2 separate regions of the Mus musculus genome follow, and region 1 is linked to region 2. A link is a contact called in ENCODE Hi-C or POLR2A ChIA-PET data. All regions are on one chromosome and are shown on one strand. Each heading gives the region's core, a stretch centred on a gene start or an enhancer-like site at or near the end of the contact. The rest is flanking DNA. Distances are from core to core; before and after follow the strand shown.

Region 1 (4,264 bases), core at 562-3,061, 46 kb before region 2:
AATCACATATGCTTCATTCAGACAAAAGCACATATAATTCCAAGTACAGCATCTCTCACATTTCAAAAATATATCTTTTTGGTTTAAGCATATTCCACATAGTTAATATTACACATGATAGTTTTGTTGGTTGGATAGGTTAAAGGTCCATGTTGTATGTCTTCTTCAATTGCTCAATTTACTTTTTGAGACAGGGGCTCTCACTGAGCCTGGACCTAATCCGTTTGGTTGTGCCAGCTGGCTGGCAAGCCTCAGGGATTCTTCTCTCTTGGTCTCCCTAGCACTGGAATTGCAGGTGAACGTTCACCTCCAACGTTTTTGTACCATGTGTTCTGGGATCACACTCAGGTTTTCTTGACCAGACTTAACTGACAATGTCATCTTTCCAACCCCCAAATATGATTTCTATTGGCTGCATAATACCACCACATAGAAGTGGCCATTTATAGCATATTGACCTATAATCTGCATTTGCTTCATGTGGGTAGTGATTCTTGACAATGGAACAGAAAATGAGATCATAATATAATATCCTATGTAGCTGCAGAACATTTATTCTATTCTGCTCCAACCGTACAAGACGTATGCAAGTATTCCATTCAACAGTCCTATAGTAACAACTGCATTTGCTTACAAACTTCCTTTGGAATTTTGAAAATTGATTTTGGTGATTTTTCTCTTCACAAACACAGAGCCTAGTGTGGTGTCAGCCTGTAACCCCAGCTTTGAAAAAGAAAGTGCATAGTGGCAGGAGGAGAATCCTGATTTCAGGGTCATCCTGGGCTACTCAGCTAGTTCCAGGCAAGCCTGAGCTACACAGCAAGACCATCTCAAAACAACAAAAAACAAAAAACCCAAAATACAAACACATAGTGCCTTCCTTCCTAAACTTTTCTTTTTTCAGAAGCTCCAAAACTGGAACTTGAAAACTGGAAGTTAGTTAATTGTGGTTTTCATTCATCCTGAGAAGATAAAAAAGGTCAAATGGGAGCTCTCACAAAACCCTGACCAATAGCTGACACCTATTCGAGTGAAGTTAGCAAGGGCAAGAATTCCATCTCAGAGTTGGGAAGAAGGTGGCGGCAGCAGCTACTGGATATGAAAAGCAGCTCAAGGTTTGTAGATTTGACAGAAGATGGCCATCTTCGATCTGATCTTCGGGGATTTTCCAAGCAGGATGCTGGTGCCCAAGAGGGAAAGTGCGTGTTAGCCATGTGACCCAACTTCACTTCCAGGTTTGCACCCTCAGAACGTTGCCAATCGCGTTCTTTCCCAGAGCCCGACTTAGACTCTCCTGTCCCAAGTTCCAGGAGGTACACTTGGACAACAGCTGGCGAGCCAGCACCTGACAGCTCTCCCGATCCAGTCCACTTCGGGCTCCCAGTCCCTCCTTTTCTCCTCCGCTTCCCCAACTCTGCCTGGGTCGGATCCGCCGAAGCGCAGCAGCGCGAGCAACAGTTTGGTGCCCGAGCGAGCGGCGCGTGCCCGGGGAGGGGAAGACGCGCCCGCGGTTCTGGTTCTCACACCTCCGGGCGCACGCAGCCTCCGGCCGTCGCTCCGCAGCCGCCGGCGGGAGGACGCACGGGCGCGCGCCGGCGAGGCCCGCCAGCTACCCGGCCGCCCTCGGCGCCCGCCAACCCCGCAGTCTACCCTCCTCCGCCCGAGGCCGGCCCCGCGCGTCGCCTCCCCACCGGGGCTGCCCGCCCAGCGCATGCGCGCCGCGCTGCCGGGCGTGCCGGCCACACTCCCCCCACCCACTCCGTGAGCTTGTCACTTCCTGCCCTCGCCCCATCTCCGTCCGGGGTCAGTCAGTCGCTCCCTGTCGCAGCCGGAGACTTCTCTGCTTCCCCCTTCCTACCCTCTCTGCACGGCGGTCGCTCGGGCTGTCCGGGGAAGGGGCGGCCACGAGAGAACGGGACTGACTTCCATAAAGTTTCCCGAAGCATCTGCTACCCGCAAGGCCCCAGGTGGGGGACCCGCGCGGCTCCCCGCCCCTCTCCAAAGCCCGGGGGACCGTTGCAGGTGGAGCGGCGCGGCGCTGAGGGGAGCCGGGCTCGGCGCGGCCGTTGCCCTGGCGAGGGGCGCCTCAGTCCTGCCTGCTCCGGTTCCAGCTCCTTCGGCTGCTGCGCCCGGCGGTTCGTCCTGTCAACTGCCTGCGCCCGCGCGCCGCCAGCTCGCCGGCCCGGAGCGCGGAGGGCTGCCGTGAGCCGCCGCCACCGCCACAGCCGCCACCGCAGCCGCGGCCCGAGGACGTGGTGAGCTGTGGCGCTTCCGCGTCGGCGCCGCCGGGGACTCTTTGGGAGCGCGCCGGGGCCGAAGCCCGCTCGGCTTCACGCGCTGCGCCGGGGCTGCGCCAGGTGGGGCCCTCGGCCGCGTCGTGCGCCCGGCTGGTGCCGCGGCCCGCCCGCCCGCTGGCCGGCCGGCCGCTCCGGGAGTTGAGTAAGTTGGGCGCACTTGGCGGCGCGGACCGGACCCGACCTGCGCCGGGGAGACCCCCCGACGCACGTGCGTGGCCGGAGGGCGCGCGAGCCGCTCCTCAGCCGCGCAGGGGCCCCGTCGCGTCCCGCGTCCCGCGCCCGGCTCTCCGCGCGCCCGCCCGCTCGCTCGCTCGCTCGTCCGCCCAGCACGGCGAGGCCGCAGCCGCCTGCGCAGCCCGCCAGGCCTTCGCCGTGCGCTGCGCTGCCCTGCGCGCCGGACGCTGCGTTTCCGGGTAGGGCGGTGAACCTGTGCGGGGACGTGGGGCCGGAGGCCGGGCGAGCGGCGGTTTCTTTTCCGAGCGGAAGGTGCGGGCCCGGGGTGAGGGCAGAGAGCGCATGGTGGGATGGTCTGTGGAAATTGCAGCCACAGCCTCCATAGAAGTTCAGGGATAGTGATGGGTTTGTGCTTCTCTGTCCACAGCCAAGCCGCAATGAAGAGCTTCTCACAGTGAAAGGAAAATAGGTCGCACCCGTTAAAAATGCCTTTGAGGGACAAATACTGTCAAACGGACCACCATCATCACGGATGCTGCGAACCAGGTAAGTCCGTTTTTTTCTCCCCAGTGTCTTTGCTCTCCTTCACCAGAGCTACTCGGCTTTCTGCGTTGTCTCTAAGAAGTCTTTCCTAAGTAACTCGGTTTCTCCTGCGTAAAACTACTCGCGTAATGCCAAAAGCCTGTACAAACTGGAGATCTCCATTGCTTGAGCCCCCAGAGAAAGTGCCACAAGTGTCACCGTCAATCATTTCCACAAGGTCGGGCAGCTCCTTTCCCTTCTTTTTCAAGGCAGCTTCGTTATTGGTTCACTCCATGCTCTGAATGTTTAAAATGGAAGAAGAAGGTAAAGATGAGATAGGTGATTACTACCATTCAGCTTCTTGAAAATTTCTTATTGTTAAAATAACTTTCCCTTGAAGTGTTTTAATCCATAGTATAAAGTTTACCACTCCCACAAACAAACAAACAAACAAAGCCAAAAGTTTAATTTGGGTCAAGAAGGTTGATTGAACCTGTAGGGACAAGTGGACTTTTTGAATTTAAAAAACATCTTAAATGTTTCGGATAGAATTTATTGTATTGTATTGCTTAGAATATATAGAGTATTTAAGGTATTTTATTATGTTGAGCAGATTCTGTTTAATTTATGATATTAAAACTTTTTTGAGTCTCATAAAGAATTTATTAGTGAGTTTTAATTTAACAGGCATTGTAAACTGTTGAGGGCCTTATCTTAAAAGGACTCACAGTGTCAACTACGAATAAAGGTCTTTCTATTCTAATTCAAAGACATGCGTTTATCAGTTTTTACTTTTAAGTTACCAGGGTTGGTAACTTCCCCCGCCTACTTTGGATTGCTTTTAATTGAAATATTTTAATTATGCTCATGTATTTAGATTTTTTTAGCAGAGTATTTGAAGCTACTTTTTTTGAGTAAGAGAAACGTGGTAACAGTAAAGGGGACACACTCCTTTGCGTTACAGGACATTACCACTGGACTTCAGCCTGTGTCTGTTGTGTTTGCTTGGATCAGTTCTAACCTAGTAAAACAGGTACCTCTAGGAGGGGACCTCATTTTCATTCATCTTCTGACCCATCTAACTTAAGCACCCTTTATACCTTACCTTTTATATATTTGAAGTGAAGATGTATTTCTTGGTTTTTACTAGTTTGCTTATTCATTTTTTTTTTAACAAATCATTATTGAGCATGTCTTAGATACTAGGTCTTGCCCAAGGCACTAGCAATATAGATGGTGAAAAAGAGTTTTCCTCATATGTGTATGTGTAT
Region 2 (4,628 bases), core at 477-2,976:
GAGCTAATGCTTTTAACAAAAGCTCCTGCCGCCTTCATTTTGCTCAAGAAGGAAGTTAACAACAAATGCTTGGTTTCTTGGGATTTGTTCTTTTCATAAATTTTATTTCCGACATGTGATATGTTTGTTTGTTTGTTTGTTTTTACTAAAGTTATACCTCTAGGTATGATGATTCTATCCAAAACTTTCAGAAGGCAGGAAACTTTCAGGGCAGTATGACTAATTATGCCATCAACTTAAGCAACAAAGCGAGCGCATTCCCACAAACACCTAACCCTAGATTTGCTTATCACTGAATAGAATCCATCTGACAACTGAGGTTGCTTTAGTTTAAAATATTTTTGAAGCTTATATTACAATGGATTTTCTATCTGATAACAAAGCCCTGGGCACTTGTCTATGTTATTATCCCATGTGCAGATTCCTGGAATAATTTAGCAAAATTATTCCATTTAGTCATTTGCTCATTTAGTTATAAAATGCATTATAACTAAAAGATCCATATTTAGCTAATAGTTCCTTTATTCTTTCTCAGTTTGAGTGCTTTCAGTAGAAACCATTACAGAAACTGAAACACTGGCGTTCACTAAAATGTCTGCTCCAAAAGCATGGGAGGTTTTTCTGTTTTTTAGTATACCGTGCTCCCAAGTCCATATTAATTATAAGTTGAAATTAACTTTGCAAAAAGACCAGAAAACTTTTATTTTCCTCAAGTAAAAATGAGTTGAATAAGATGAAGTATAATTTTATAAAAGACAGTGCTTTTGATTCACTGTTAAAAGTTTACGGGACAAAATACTCTGAAATATTGTGATTTATACAGCGCTTAGAGTAAAGACAAGCCATGTCGTCGAACCCATTCCTTAAAAGCTCTTTATGCCTACCCCTCTGCTACCCTAGAAAACATTAGCTTTATAAATTCATAAGTGGGACGAAAGTAAAAAGTCATTAACTTTTTATTCTAATAGTAAAATACATTTATTGTGTAAATTTGGAAATTACAAATAAAATGAAAATAAAGACTATCTGAAGTACCGAAAGGTAACAACACACTGTTGTGGTTTTTCTCCATCACGTTTAAATTTGTGTTCTCTGAATACTGAAGTACATACATACCCTCATACCCTGCAAATGCTGGTGAAATGGAATTTTTCCTCGACTGCTTTTTCATATTGTTGGACTGTATTTCACAACATCTTATTAGCAAGTTAGTTTGTGCTATAAGATTATGATACTTTATGTTTGGAGATGAACATTTTCCAATTTTTCTTCCTCTTCTTTCCCCATTTTCTATTATGTTGCAGTGGACACTCTTTGAAATTTTGTAGTTATGCTTTAAGGGAACATTTTTTAAAAGACTTTCTGGGTCAGGGGTTATCAGCTACCTGGGGTTTGATGCCTGCAACCCTGCCTGTTGTGGAGTGCCGCGGGGTGCCGGGCTCCTGGGCGCAGCTTTACCTGAAGGGTGCGGGGTGGGGACGCGGCGCCTCGGCCCCGGGCTGCGCGGTTCCCGCCCGTTGCTAACCGGCGTGTCTTTGTCTTTCTTCCCTGGGGTTCGCTGCGCCCGTGCGGGCCGAAGCCTGGCGAAGCCGTCGCCCCGCAGCGCCGCCATCCTGCGTCCGCCCGCGGGCGCCGTCACCACGCGCCAGGCCGCCTCCAGCTGCCGCGCCAAGCTCCGCGGCGCCGCCAGGGAGCGCCAGCACGCGGCGCGCGCCCTCGGCAGGTCAGCCGCCCCGTGACGCCGCCGCGCGCTCCCGCGGCCGCGCGCACCGCCGTACCTCGGGCGCCCAGGTCGTCTGCATCCACGGCCGCCTCGGCGTCGTCGTCGCTGGTCGGAGCGCCTCAGCTCGCCCCCCGCTGCTGCCGCAGCCTGCTCTGCCACGCGGGACGCCGGGCCACTCCTTGCTCCGTGCGATGCGTTTCTTCAGCCCGCCTGCAAAATCCCCGGCTTCTTTAAAAACCTCACCGCACATGATTCCGTTTCCCTATTTCTTGTAACTACTCTCTGTTCCCTTTCAGATTCTTTCCATTATTAGTTCTTCAAAGCCAGCATCGTTTTCTTCATTAAGCTCTCATCAAGCTCCACCTCCCACTCCCATCTGCCAGAAGATTCTAATGGTCCAAATTCATGATACAACCCAGAGTTGTATCATGCACATCTATAATTGAACTCAAGCGTCAGGCTTTCCCCTTCCTGTAACTTTATCGCCAATAGCCATTGCTCCCTGTGGAATTAGTCCTTGTTTCCAAGGACTCGTCATCCTAAACTCACCATCCTTAGAAACGGGATCCTCTCTAGAATATTGTCGCCGGTGACCACAGGACCGTGCCTTTCCATAGCTGCTCCGGGAAGGCTTGTTGGCTTAGCCCCTCTTTTTTTCCCAGGCCCTCTGTCCCAGGCTATACATGGATGTCTTACTTCTCTTGGGCTATTCCCAGTGACTGGTCACAGTTAAAGTCGTGATGGCCCAATCATGTGACATTCATGGTCCCTCAGTGAGCTATTGGGGACCCTTCAACTCCTGGCCACAGCTTCCTTAGAACTCCCGGCTTCAGTCTGTATCCCCTCTAGCCTTTCCTAGGTATGTCAGACCTGCGTTATGGCTTCTTCAAGATCTCTGCTCTCCTCTTGCTTTCTTTTGTCTTTCTCAGGTGTCCCCTCAACACAACTGCTGCACAGTGACCTTTGTCTTGGTGTCTGCTGCTAGGATCTGAACTGACACATCAGACATTCCAGTCTCTGACCACCACCTTCCTATCCTGAGTTGTTTGCTGACCTCATTTTTCTACTGTTGAGTAGGCCATGTCTTGGCTCTATTTCCTTGACTAGCCCAGATTCTACAGTCTATTATCGTAATCATGCCTCGAAATGCAAATTCTCTCAGCACTCTCAAACCTCAGTTTCTTCGAAATTATTTTTCTAGCAAAAAAATATCCAACCCTGGGTATAGGTAACTTCTGTCTTGCTCTAGCCAGACTGTAACAACGGATTTCGTTTAAGAAGAAATCATGAAACCAACCAACCTGTTCAATTTCCAAGACATTATTGCAAATCCTAAATTGGTGTTTTTTCCTATGGTCGTCTCAGTCCTTCACTTTTAGACCTACTGTTTCTTTGCATGAATCTCCCCAGAATGTGCCGTTTGTTTTGATATTTCCCTGAGAACTAAGAGTTATAGACAGAGCTCCTCAGCTCCCTACTACAGTGCGTGGAACTGATCTATTTTGTGACTGTGAAGGGAGCCCCTTCTTCTCTCAGTGCCCTGAGTCTCACTCCCTCTTGCTTTTTGAAAAACTTCAGGTTCTCTTCTTTCTCTCTTCTGTACCATCATTCTCCCCACCTCTTAATTATCAGTTGCAGTAAAGGGTGTCACCATTCAGCAACAATTTGGGGGTCATCTTTGCTACTTTTATGACTAGTTCCTTACAAAGCAACCCATCTTAATCGATCAGTTTTATTGCTCAAATATGCCTTTTTGTTTTTTGTTTTTGTTTTTGTTTTTGTTTGTTTTGAGAAAGGAGCTCTCGTACACATAGTGCTGATTCGCCTGGAACTCACTATGTAACAGGTTAGCTTTGAATTTGTAACAATGTCTTTGCTTCTGCCTCCTAAACCCTGGATTACAGGTGTGTACAATCATGCCTGACTTAAAATTGACTTTAATTTGTCTCCTTCCAAACTCAGTGCTATGACCAACATATTTTCTCATGCCTGGTCTCTCGGGTACCACTTTTGACATACTTTAGTACCTTTTTGATAACCTGGTAATAGTGACCTTTCTCATCCATTAAATCAAATCATCTATTGCTTGTAGAATAAAATTGAACCCCCTTACCATGGCTCACAAAACCATGCACCATCTGACCCTTTTCTAGTTCTTGAACAGCCTCTGGACCCTTCTCTCACTGTTTACCATGCGTGCCCATGTAACATGCCAAGCAAGTTTTTTTTTTCTGTACCTCAGGGGGTTAGTAAATGCTACTATTTCTAAGCTGCTTTTCATGGCCACCCTCTCTCCTCCATTACAATTTATCCTGTAGATGGGTGCAGAGTTTTGAGAGAGGCCTCCCTGGAGTACCATGTTGAAGTAGTCATGACCTCCCAACCATTTCCTCTCCCAGTTCTTTATTTGTAATCTTATTTATTTGTTGACTCTGACTTATCTCCACTTCCCCATTCCAGAATGTATGAAGGAAGAAATAGTGTGTGGATGTCTGGATTCTTCAACACTGCATTCTCTGTCCATAGCCGATTTGGTGCATATTAGGTGCACAATCAATGTCTTGAAAGAATACATGAATACATATGCAAATTTCTCTGTTGGGGATTCACTTTCTATTGATGTAGTAAAAGTTGTTTATATATTAAAACCACTAATCATTTGTTTATTCTGTTTGTTGCAGACATTTCTTCCCCAATTTGTGCCAGTTTAATTCTTAATGTCTATGATGTACAGAAATACTGTATTTTCACAACAATAAATACCCTTTATGAATCCTGCACCCGGTGATATGTTTAAAAAATCTCCATGTCAGTGTTACATGCATGTTTGTTTCCTTTCATTTTAATTTTTTAGATTTAAATATTTTCTCTAAATGGAATTTATTTTTGGTATAGATGTATAAGG

The links. Hi-C counts contacts between places; a loop is a spot of excess contacts on that map. ChIA-PET counts read pairs that join two places held with the same protein, here RNA polymerase II (POLR2A).
Region 1: a map of gastrocnemius shows a loop between it and region 2 (6-fold over the local background). The contact joins the promoter of Zfp800 here to the promoter of 6530409C15Rik in region 2. A Hi-C loop is called at or near these places in 3 of 37 maps with a recorded cell type or tissue (gastrocnemius and left cerebral cortex). POLR2A ChIA-PET finds 5 or more read pairs at or near these places in 3 of 5 experiments (Patski and embryonic stem cell).

Annotation. Positions count from the first base shown.
Region 1 is chr6:28,259,471-28,263,734 of GRCm38, reverse strand. Zfp800 (zinc finger protein 800) reads left to right here and starts at 1,811. Exons shown (of 6, transcript NM_001081678.2): 1 at 1,811-2,255; 2 at 2,899-3,017. The coding sequence starts at 2,957.
Region 2 is chr6:28,212,597-28,217,224 of GRCm38, reverse strand. 6530409C15Rik (RIKEN cDNA 6530409C15 gene) reads right to left here and starts at 1,726. Exons shown (of 4, transcript NR_165173.1): 1 at 1,459-1,726. It also overlaps a transcript of Zfp800 not described here.